Linked DNA regions of Homo sapiens: region 1 is linked to region 2. A link is a contact called in ENCODE Hi-C or POLR2A ChIA-PET data. All regions are on one chromosome and are shown on one strand. The core of a region is the stretch at or near the end of the contact, and the rest is flanking DNA. Distances in the headings are between cores, read along the strand shown.

The links. Hi-C counts contacts between places; a loop is a spot of excess contacts on that map. ChIA-PET counts read pairs that join two places held with the same protein, here RNA polymerase II (POLR2A).
Region 1: a loop to region 2 is called in a map of HCT116, with 2.9 times the contacts of the local background. The contact joins two enhancer-like sites. A Hi-C loop is called at or near these places in 1 of 168 maps with a recorded cell type or tissue (HCT116). POLR2A ChIA-PET finds 5 or more read pairs at or near these places in 2 of 52 experiments (Caco-2 and naive thymus-derived CD4-positive, alpha-beta T cell).

Annotation. Positions count from the first base shown.
Region 1 is chr7:13,039,290-13,044,457 of GRCh38, forward strand. It overlaps LOC105375158 (a long non-coding RNA gene), which reads left to right. Exons shown (of 3, transcript XR_927044.3): 2 at 4,177-4,283. Among named protein-coding and RNA genes, the nearest start is that of ARL4A, 350 kb to the left of the region's middle. Within about 2 kb of position 3,487, at least 2 of the 41 ENCODE cell types and tissues checked have a DNase peak (open chromatin) inside an H3K27ac peak, as active enhancers do; they include HCT116, where a contact is called at or near this core.
Region 2 is chr7:12,800,067-12,805,475 of GRCh38, forward strand. No RefSeq gene overlaps it. Among named protein-coding and RNA genes, the nearest start is that of ARL4A, 120 kb to the left of the region's middle. Within about 2 kb of position 2,130, at least 4 of the 41 ENCODE cell types and tissues checked have a DNase peak (open chromatin) inside an H3K27ac peak, as active enhancers do; they include HCT116, where a contact is called at or near this core.

The DNA of each region.
Region 1 (5,168 bases), core at 2,237-4,736, 240 kb after region 2:
ACAGAAAAAATTGCCCTAGTTGGGAGAGGGAAATGAGAGATAAAGTGATCAAAAGGAAGCAGCAAAACCCAATATTTGTGAGATCTGAGAGAAAAGTGCACTCTCTGCCTTCAGGGACATAGTGAGACCTAGACTGGCTGCATAATGAGTTCAGGCAGATGGTTTTAGGCACAATCAGAGTGTAGGTCATGCCCTAGAGTAGCATGGAGAATGCAACGTGATTTCCATCACCCAGGGATTTCCATTGTGGGCAAAACTGTTTGGATCGGAAGAGGCCAGGTCACCACCCAAAAGGAAGATCTCCATGATGATATGCGAAAATTTTCTGTTATTCTGTAGATAACAGAAAAGACATTTGAGAACCAGGTAGTTCCTTCCTCTCCAATCCTTTAAAACTAGGTATGGATCCTGGAATTTAGAACTGACCTGGGAAAATGGGGAATCCAAGATTGACTGAGATTAGATTTTTACCACTCCAGTAGTGGATATGGGTTTAAGAACTAAAATAATTTTATAAAATTAAGTTTTATTTCTTACACAACTGAGAAATAAATTGAGAGCCAGATCCACTACATGGTGATTATAATTTGAAGTAATGATGATGCACAATTGGTGTATTTCATGTCTCTGTTTTATTCTTTGACCAGTACTATTTTCTAAAATGATTACAGATTCATTAAAAGAAAAGAAATTAAATTTGAGATACTGAACTCTCCTCTTAAATGATGTTTAGATAAAAATGCTTCATTTCATATCTACCTTTGCTGATAATGTGTCCTTTCATTCACCTAATCTGTGAGCCTGTCTGCTACTCACATCTGATATATTGTTTAGAATGAAAACAAAATAAGTCTAATGGAACAATACCACTCTTGCCTGCTATCTTAGCATTTGCCCAAGTTGCAGTGGTTTCATTTGTAGAAGGAAAATAAAGCAAACATCAGCTTGTCTGTGCCACATGAAATAATTTTAACCTGTGAGATTTTATGTAAGATTACTTTAACCTGTGAGAATTTATGGAGAACATGTGTCTGTGTTTTGACCTAGACAACCATAGTTCTGGTTGTCTAGGTTAAAGCCAAATTCACATCAACATATCTTTCATTTACTGCAAGATTTCAAGATAAGAGATGAAAAAAAGAATTTGGACTCTCTCTTTGTTGACATGCAAATCAAAATGAGATATTCAGCAACCACAAAAATAGATAGAAAACAACAATACAGCAAACCAATTCTAGAAGGAGACAAAGTATCAAACTAAAAGTTAATATAGAAATAATTAAGGCAGCCAGGTGTGGTGGCTCACGCCTGTAATCCCAGCACTTTGGGAGGCTGAGGTGGGCAGATCACCTGAGGTCGGGAGTTCGAGACCAGTCTGACCAACATGGAGAAACCCCGTCTCTACTACAAGTACAAAATTAGCTGGGCGTGGTGGCACGTGCCTGTAATCCCAGCTACTTGGGAGGCTGAGGCAGGAGAATCACTTGAACCCGGGAGGCGGAGGTTGTGGTGAGCTGAGGTAGCGCCAGTGCACTCCAGCCTGGGCAACAAGAGCAAAACTCTGTTTCAAAAAAATAAATAAATAAATAAAAATAAAAGAAAAGAAATAATTAAGGCAAAACTGACATTTCTTTATTAATATAACACTGCGCAATAAGTTTAAATTGATTTCATAGCAAGGGGTGTTATTAAGTTAGTCTTACAACAAACTAGAGAGAAAAATCAATTGTATCATCAAAAGTTATTTTGAAATTTTAGAATTCAAAATAGAGGGCAAAGAAAACAATACAAAAGCAAAATGAAATAAAAAACATTGCAACTCAGATTTTCACATTCTTTAGGTGTTAGCATCTGACATAGAAAAGTTTTTTTTACAAGTATTGTGATGAAAAATTTAATTCACCTATATGTTGGCTTATTTTAATTCATTTAATTGCAGTCAAGACACAGTTAGGTCCACATACTACATAGTGATAAAACAAGGGAAGTTTGTTTGTGGCAAATCTCTTATTATGTAACTTTTATATATTACGTGGCCAGAAATTCTCACCTTGATCCTCACTATTTTTTTGTTTCAGTAAAATATTTTTTAAAAAAAAAAGTCATGAAAAACTTTATGTAGTGTTTAATACGTTAAGACATATGATTTTTAAAAACTTTGTAATCAATATTGGTCACTATTGTCTGTCTCTGCCACATGCCACATCTCTCCTTAACCTATTTATAGCCTTCAGATTTCTGTTTTTAGTTCGTGATGGTTGTCATTGTCACTGTATGTGTGTGTGTGTCTGTGTGCGTGTGTGTGTCTGTGTGTGTGCATGTGTGTGTAGTCTCATTTTGTTATTATGTCCTCTGCCACTTTCTTTGTAAATGCAAAGAGGGATAAAAATTAAGCTTAATATGAAGCAAGTACTTGGCACCTGCTTTCAAAGAACTGTGAATCATAAATGGAAGACGGTTCATTCGGCTACCTCATAACTGTATTTAAGACCAGCCTGCCGGGTGCGGTGGCTTATGCCTGTAATCCCAGCACTTTGTGAGGCCGAGGTGGGCGGATCACTAGGTCAGGAGTTCAGGATGAGCCTGGCCAGCCTGGTGAAACCCCATCTCTACTAAAAATAGAAAAAATTAGCCTGGCATGGTGACGTGCGCCTGTAGTCCCAGCTACTCAGGAGGCGGAGGTGAGAGAATCGCTTGAACCCGGCAGTGGGAGGTTGCAGTGAGCCGAGATCGCGCCACTGCACTCCAGCCTGGGCGACAGAGCGAGACTCTGTCTCACAAAAAAACCCAGCCTGTGGATTATTTTAAATGTTACACTTTTCTATCCTGGATTCTCTGTTTGTTTATTGTTTATATGTTCTGTTTGTCCATCGAATTTTCCTATTTCTTGAATCGTTGTCAGCATATTATCCTTTACTCATTTTAACGTAGTTTTTCTTAATTTTTGAAATGTATTTGTAATAGCTACTTTGTAACTATTTTGTAGCAATCTTTGCTTAATCCAACATAGGGTCCACTCAAAATCACTTTCTATTGACTAATTTATTCCATATGCTTTTCAAATATGCATTTCCACATCACTCCTAAGTTTCTGGTCAAAGCTGGACAATTTTATGTGATATACTATAGTAAGACTGGATTTTGATTGCTTTTTCTAAAGGTTTTTGGATATTATTTTATTTTGTGATTTTGTTTGTGCCTGTACTTAAACTGTGGGATCTGTCTTGCCATGGTATTCAGCTATTTATATCTCTTTACAATATTTTTCTTCTTTTTTAATTCCTGATTTCCAGGGGTCATTTCCTTGTAGGCACTGCTATGTGATTAACCAATGGTTTGGGCAGAACTTACAGTCAAATGCCTCAAACCTATGAGGCTTCTATTTGACAATGTAATTGTGTATAGGTAAAAGAAAAACATTCAAAATTCAAGCAACTTTAAAGTCTGTTTCAGCTTTTACTTTCTGCCAGGCCCTTGGATCTCTCCTGCAAATATGTGTAATTTCTGAGTCAGCCAGGAATGTGTGCTTACCTACTCTTTCTATGGCTTTCTTATTTACAGGGTGTCCCTGTTACATTTCTGGATCATGCATTGCTTGTCCCAATTGGGACAGTAACCTCATGGTTGCAGAGATACAGGTTTTACTATTTGTTTCCTACTGAACTTGTTACTTTCACTGACAACACTACTAGACATTTGGTTTTACACTCTGCTCACAGTTGGATTATACCTTCTGCCTGTGCTGTATGCTGCCCAGCAAGGATGGGACTGTAGATTCCCATTGTTATTAGCCAGAGATCTAGCAGCTTTGTATGTGTAAACACTTCTCAATGTGTGCTTTCCCATTGGTCAAATGCTAGAGCCCTGAAATTGATATTACATTTTTTCCCAGGTTTTCACTAGTTTTGGGGGAGAGGATTCCCTTACTTATACTAATGTTACTAAAATTGTTGTTCCATTCTTTTATTTTTTTTTAAGAACCTCTGATTCAGAAATAATTTGAGATTTACAGGGCAGTTGCAAAGACAGCACAGACAGTTCTTGTGTATTTCTCACATTTCTTCCCCTGTGTAACATCTCATATAACCACAGAATTTAAAAATTAACATTTGTAGGATTTTTAGACTCTATTTGGATTTCAACAGTTTTCCCATTGGTTTCCATTTTCTGTTGCAGGATTGAATTCACAGGTCCATGTTGTATTTCGTTGTCATGTCTCCTTGGTTGGCAATATATGAACGTATCTCAGTCGTGGAAGACATTGACACTTTTGAAGAGTACAGGTCAGGTATTTTGCAGAATGTACCTTAACTGGGGTTTTCTTATGATTAGACTCGGGTTGTGGAATTTGGGGAAGAATATCACAGAGGCCAGGTGCCCTTCTCATCACATAGTATAGGGGTACATGATATCAACATGACTTATGACTGGTGACGTTCACCTTGATCTTTTGATTGTAAGGCAGTGTCTGTCAGGTTTCTCTACCGTAAGCTTTACAGTTTTTCCCTCTCCATACTTAGTTCATTAGAAGTAGGTTACTAAGTTCAGCCCACAGTTAATGGAGAGAGAATTATGCTATATCACCTGGAAGGAGGAAGGAATATCAAAGTTTAAAGTTGTGTCAAAACCACGTGGTAATGAATAAATGATTTAAGGGAGGTATTTGAGACTCTTCTGTAAATATCTATTTCTTCTTAAAGTTTTATTCACTAATTTTTAGCATTAATCAGTGAATCTTCACTGCAATAATTATTACTGTGGTATTTAATGGTGATTTAAAACAAATTTACTAATTCTATATTTATTATTTGGATTTTTCTGTAGGCATTATTTTCTATTATTTTTGAAACCAGTTTTTCTGCCTCATTTATTTCAAAACATAATTCCTCAGATTCACCATGAATTGTACAACACTGTGGCTTTAAACATACGTGCCATGGGAATAGTCTGGAATACCTTTCTCCTGTCTTGTTATCAAACACGTTTTACTGCAAGAATCAATGAAATGCTCTTACTAACGTCTGAAGTCTTGACTTACAATTTTTACCATCTTTAGGAAAATGATTATACTATGGATTTGTGTCTTCAAAAAAGATATATTGAAATTCCCAGTATTTCAGAATGATACCTTATTTGTAAATGAGGTCATTGCACATATAATTAGTTAA
Region 2 (5,409 bases), core at 880-3,379:
TTCATTTAACAGAAAAGGAATCTGAGGCATAGGGTTTAAGTGACATCACCAGAAATTCCCAGGTAATTTGTGGCAGAGACTTCTTAAATCCTACATTCCTCATTAACAGACTAGGAGTTCTTGCATCAAGACACATCAATATATGTACATATTGATCATAATATAAATATTGCATATTATTATGTACTATGATTTGTATGAATTTTATGGAGAAACAGTGTTTTCAAACTGTCTCTCAGTTTCCAAACAATTTGCAAACTGTTGATTTCTGAACCATATGAGTAATTTAAAGTAGCCTAGCCCATCCAGATATTTGATCAAAAATACTCCAGGATCTAGAGTCTCATTTACTGTAGTTCTGAATTAAATCATTCCATGGATGGTAAAGAAAATATAAATAGCTCCAAAGATCTTCTACATTTCTTCAAAGCTTAAGTTGGCTGCTGCTTGGCAATTTTAAGCTGATAAAGAATAAAGGCCACCCTATTTTAAGCTTTTTATCCAGTTAGCTGTTTGAAATGATTTCACAGTTCAGGCAGGGAGGCGAGCTGGGTAAACGTATCGTTCACAAATAAGTTCTGTAGAATCCAGTGTGGAAATGGAAGAAGGTAGAAGAATGTTTGGCCTTATGACAACTGTGGAATTTGAGTCAAAAATAAAAGTATGCTGGTAATTCCCCATTGCTCAGGGAGTGCCTGCCCAACCCTGGAAGTTATTTCTTTGTGTTCTGTTTTTAGAGGTTTCTAGCTCTGTTCTAAAAAAGAAAATATTGAATGCCATAGTAGGGCACTGAGTCCATCTTGAAGAAGAAGAAGAGCATAACTCTGTAATCTTTCTTGCTAGTCACTTCCAGTTGCTTTTTTTTGCCTCTGGGAAAAAAATGACAGATGCATGGATTTTCTTGCTTGTGGAATGGTTTCTTGCTTGCAGACTCCTTAAAGCAGAGAGGACACATTCATATTTGGGTTCCACGTTGTTGGTTCTCTGTGCAAATTAATTCTCAAGTCTAATAGCATATTCCCTTTATGATTTCTATGAAATCGTTATCCCTGCCTTGATTCACTGACTCATTTTATGCTATCAAGATGTAAACTCTTTGAGAAGAACATCCTCCTATCTGAGTATGCAGGTTTAATTTTACTGTCACAGCACACGTGTACAAAGTCAGATACAACCGGGAGAGTCATCGGCCCTCAAGATAGTCATTAGTCCATTGCAGGTAAGAGTAGGGCAAGATGGGAGGCAGTTGAAATTATTATTAGGGGTGAGGTATTGCATCACTGCAGACATTATAAAATGCTTCCTATGTGGAAGGGTGTAAACCTAAGGTGCAAAGTCCATGGACACTGAAAAGTGGCTGGGCTGGTTTAACAAGATGGGGCAGTGGGAGGAATGCACAGATTGTATTTAATCTCTCCTTTTATTTCCATTTCTCCCTAGATATCAACTCTTTCCTAACTATCCCAGTCCTTTCACCTTTAGGAATTTCCCTTTTATATTCTACCTGATAGACATTGGACTCCGGACGACCAATTCTCCCCTTTTATATCTTTAGTTAACTCTTACCTGCCCTGTCCTCTGCCAGGAAAGTATTAAACTATTTTGGGTTAAAGTGCTCAAGTGCAGCAGTGCTGAAGTATAAGCTGAATAGGCTTTAGAATCAGGCAGGCCTGGGTTCTATGATTTCCCTTGTATTTCCTATGTGGCTTTAGGCAAGTTATTTGAACTATCTGAGTTTCAAATTATCAGTAAAACATGGATAATAATGTATAGCTAATAGAGTCATTTTGAAGATTAAGTGAGATAAGATATGTAAAGGAGCTAGTATTCAAAAACTTAGTTTCTTTTTTTCCTTTCCATTTTACTACCAATACTATCCAAAATTTATAGATTATCAGAAGTTTTAAATATCTGAAGTATCTAATGGTGGAAATTTTGAACATGAAAGACATCAATGAAGTGATTTCCAAGGAAAATTCCTTTCTGAGAGCTTTTCAATGATGTATTTGAGTCTGTTTGTGTGTTAAGGAGTATGTGTAGGCACAGAGAGTATGTTGACTATCTTCTGATTAAGACTTCATTTTTCCATGCTTGCCTTTGCCCCAGGATGATGACTCATTTATAATCTTTATCACCTGGCTCCTGCACCCTCTGGCTTTTAATTAGGCTGAGCCTTTAGAGAACCACTGCGAAAGATCTAGATGTTTTTATTTCCCTTGATAGCTTATGGGAAGTTTGCCTAAGGTGGCACTGCTGCTTGAGGCAATCAAGGTTCCCATGTCCTCCTGCTTCCTGGTGTGCTGGAAAACAGAGGAAGGAAAGAGACTCTGCCAGATCCCCTAGGGCTGCTGTGCTCTCCTTGGAAGGTCGCTTACCCTTTCAAGGTGAACTTCTCCACATGGCTCTCTCCCAGTTTCAATAACTTCTTCCCTGTGTCCTTTTGGACTTAGGGGTGTTAACTCCTTACCAACTTAGCATTCTTACACTACCCATTGTGATTCTCCTACACCCACACCTCTGTAAATAGTCTTTTTGTAAATACATCCTACTCAAGTTATCCTGATTTGAGTGTGCTATCTGTTCTGTATTGGAATCCTGATTTATACACAACATAAACAGAGTGGAATCAAAGAAGAGGACTCATTCCTGTAATGCAAGTTAACAAGGTTAGTAAGTCAGGCTTCCAAAATTTATTATGTTTTCTAGGACATGTTTTGATTTGAGGTGTGTCTGAATAACAATCATCATTGTTTAAACCTCCTGTATGATCTTGCTGAATGCTTAATGAATGTTACTTGGAAGGCAGGATCCAAAATCATGGGAGAAAGATGAGAAAATAGCCACAGGAGGAAAACAGATGTATGGAGTGCACTTTCATGAAGATATTCAAATACAGTTGTTGAAATAAATTTGCATTTTTTTAAACAATTGTGCTCTTAATTATGATGAATTTCTCTTCAATTTTTCTGACCTCAGTGCTTTATCTGGGTTATAGAGTTTCCTTAAACCCCTTAGTCTGCATACTGGAAAAGTCGCACTTCAGACTACTGGAAACTAAACAAATAGTAGGAAGACATCATCTGCTAATTCTATGAGTCCTCTTCTTCCTGTTGCATCTGGCTCTTTTAGATTTGGTTTTGAAGAGACTTGATGAGGCAAGATTAGACAGAAGAAGAAATTTCATGAACATTTAGGAGCCCAGAATGATGGTGGCATTGATGTAAGGCCATACCAGGTGTGGTCTCTTTTTGGCCCAATCTTAAAAACCCAGCCTTCAGACAGAACTTATTTTTTTTAATATATATGAAAATGGAGTCCAAACAAGAAACTTTTATTAGGCTAAAGAAGAATTCTTATTTTTTAACTCTCTTGGCATTTTTATTTAACAAAAGACTAAAGAATGTGGCAAAGCAACATTGAAAATACCAATTTTTCCTCTTCCCAAGGCTTGTAAACTTTAATTTGAACTTTAAATACCTTTTCTACTTCATATTACTCATTTGACAGCAATTGTTTTAAGATACGGATTCGTCTTTCCTGGCCATCTTCTATTTGTTTAACATAATAATATACTTAAACCATGCATGTTTCACAGAGAATTGGCAAGATTTTAGATATCTGCCGTTTGATTGGTGCTGCATTAACCTAGAGTATAACAAGCCCGGTGATGGATGTACAAGTGTCTACACTCATTAAACTTTGTATTTGCAGAGCAAATAAGTGCAGTTATGACACATATGTGAACACAGACGGACAGAATTCGCTTTTTTACTGTGTGGCCAGTAATACAAAATAATTCAAAGAGAAAAGATTCGTTTCTACATGGCTCCTCAGAAATGTTTGTTTTATATTATAACATAATATGTGTTAAAACAGGATGATCTCAGCCACTGTTTTTTTTTAACTGAGTATTTATTTCCCAAAACTATTTGCTTACCTTCTCACAAAATAATTCTCAATCTTACATTTACTGGGGAAGAGCTAATTATTTCCTTTACTTGATTTAAGAAAAATCTTTTATGTAGACATATTATATCCTGATGTTTAAAAAATCCATTAACAAGGTCTTTAACAAGAACCTATATATTTTGGACTTCAGGTGGACATTTTGTAGTACACAGAAATTTGACTTAAATATTTGGTGTTAATCTGGGTTGTACTAGGAACAAAGTGATCCATGGGAAGGGGTATATCAGTTTTTGTTGTTGTTGTTGTTGTTGTTGTTTTAAACTTAAGCTCGTACTTTATAACAAGAGGATTTTCTGTCAGTTTAGTTTTGTTTTTTAAGACAGGGTCACTCTGTCACCCGGGAGTGCAGTGGCGTGATCATGGCTCATTGCAGTGACCTAGAAGCGATCCTCCCACCTCAGCCTCCTGAGTAGCTGGGACAGCAGGCATGCACCACCACACCTGGCTGATTTTTGTACTTTTTGTAGAGATGGGATTTTGCCTTGTTGCCTAGGCTGTTCTCAAACTCCTGAGCTCAAGCGATCCTCCCACCTAGGCCTCCCAAAGTGCTGGGATTGCAGGTGTGAGCCACTGTGCCTGGCCAAGAGTATTTTAAAAATCTTAATAATGATAACAAAGGAGGTGATACATTTCCTTGATAGTAATTCTTTTACGGATAAATGTTAACTGTAGAGTTCTTTATGGATCAATATTGGGATGACTCAGTTATCAATTTCTTTAACAACATATGCAATGGGAGCCCATTGTGGGGGCAAGTGAGAGATAAGACAATAAATCAGATAGCATGTGCTGTGTGAGTAGGCACAAAAGAAGATGGGATATGAGCATTTCTAAGTTAAACCTGCTGAAGAGCACAACTGCTCACAACTTAATAATTTAGGAATGGAACCATCAGAAAGTGAAGAGGCACGTAAAAGGAACAGAAGCACAGGCATCAGTACAGTACTGTTTGACAAAACATATCACAATTAATTGTCATGATGTTTGAAAAGCCTACTATTATTAATTCTGAAAATTAATAATGTACATATTAAACTATCTGAGGGTTGTAAAAAGGTATACCATGAAAATAAATTCTCTTGCTACCCCAATCCTGTATTCCCGTTTACTTTCTCAAAGATAACCATGGTTACAGTTTTTTTTTTCTTTCTTATGTTAAACATAATTTTTTCATTAGAATACCTTCCTCTGAGATATTTTTTGGTTGTATACTGAGCAGGGGGTCTAACTCTCAGGAGATCCCTCCTCATCAAAAGTTAGTGCTTGGTCACTCTAGAAACTCTAGGGAGGCAAGGTAAGATACCTTGTGTGAGAAGTCTCTAGAAGATAATGCTTCTAATGGTTCCGTTTCAAATCAAATGACCTTGGAAAAAGCTCTGAGGATCTTTTTCTTTCTGGAAAGGGACTAGGCTTTGAACTTGGATTTAGGACCAGTACTAA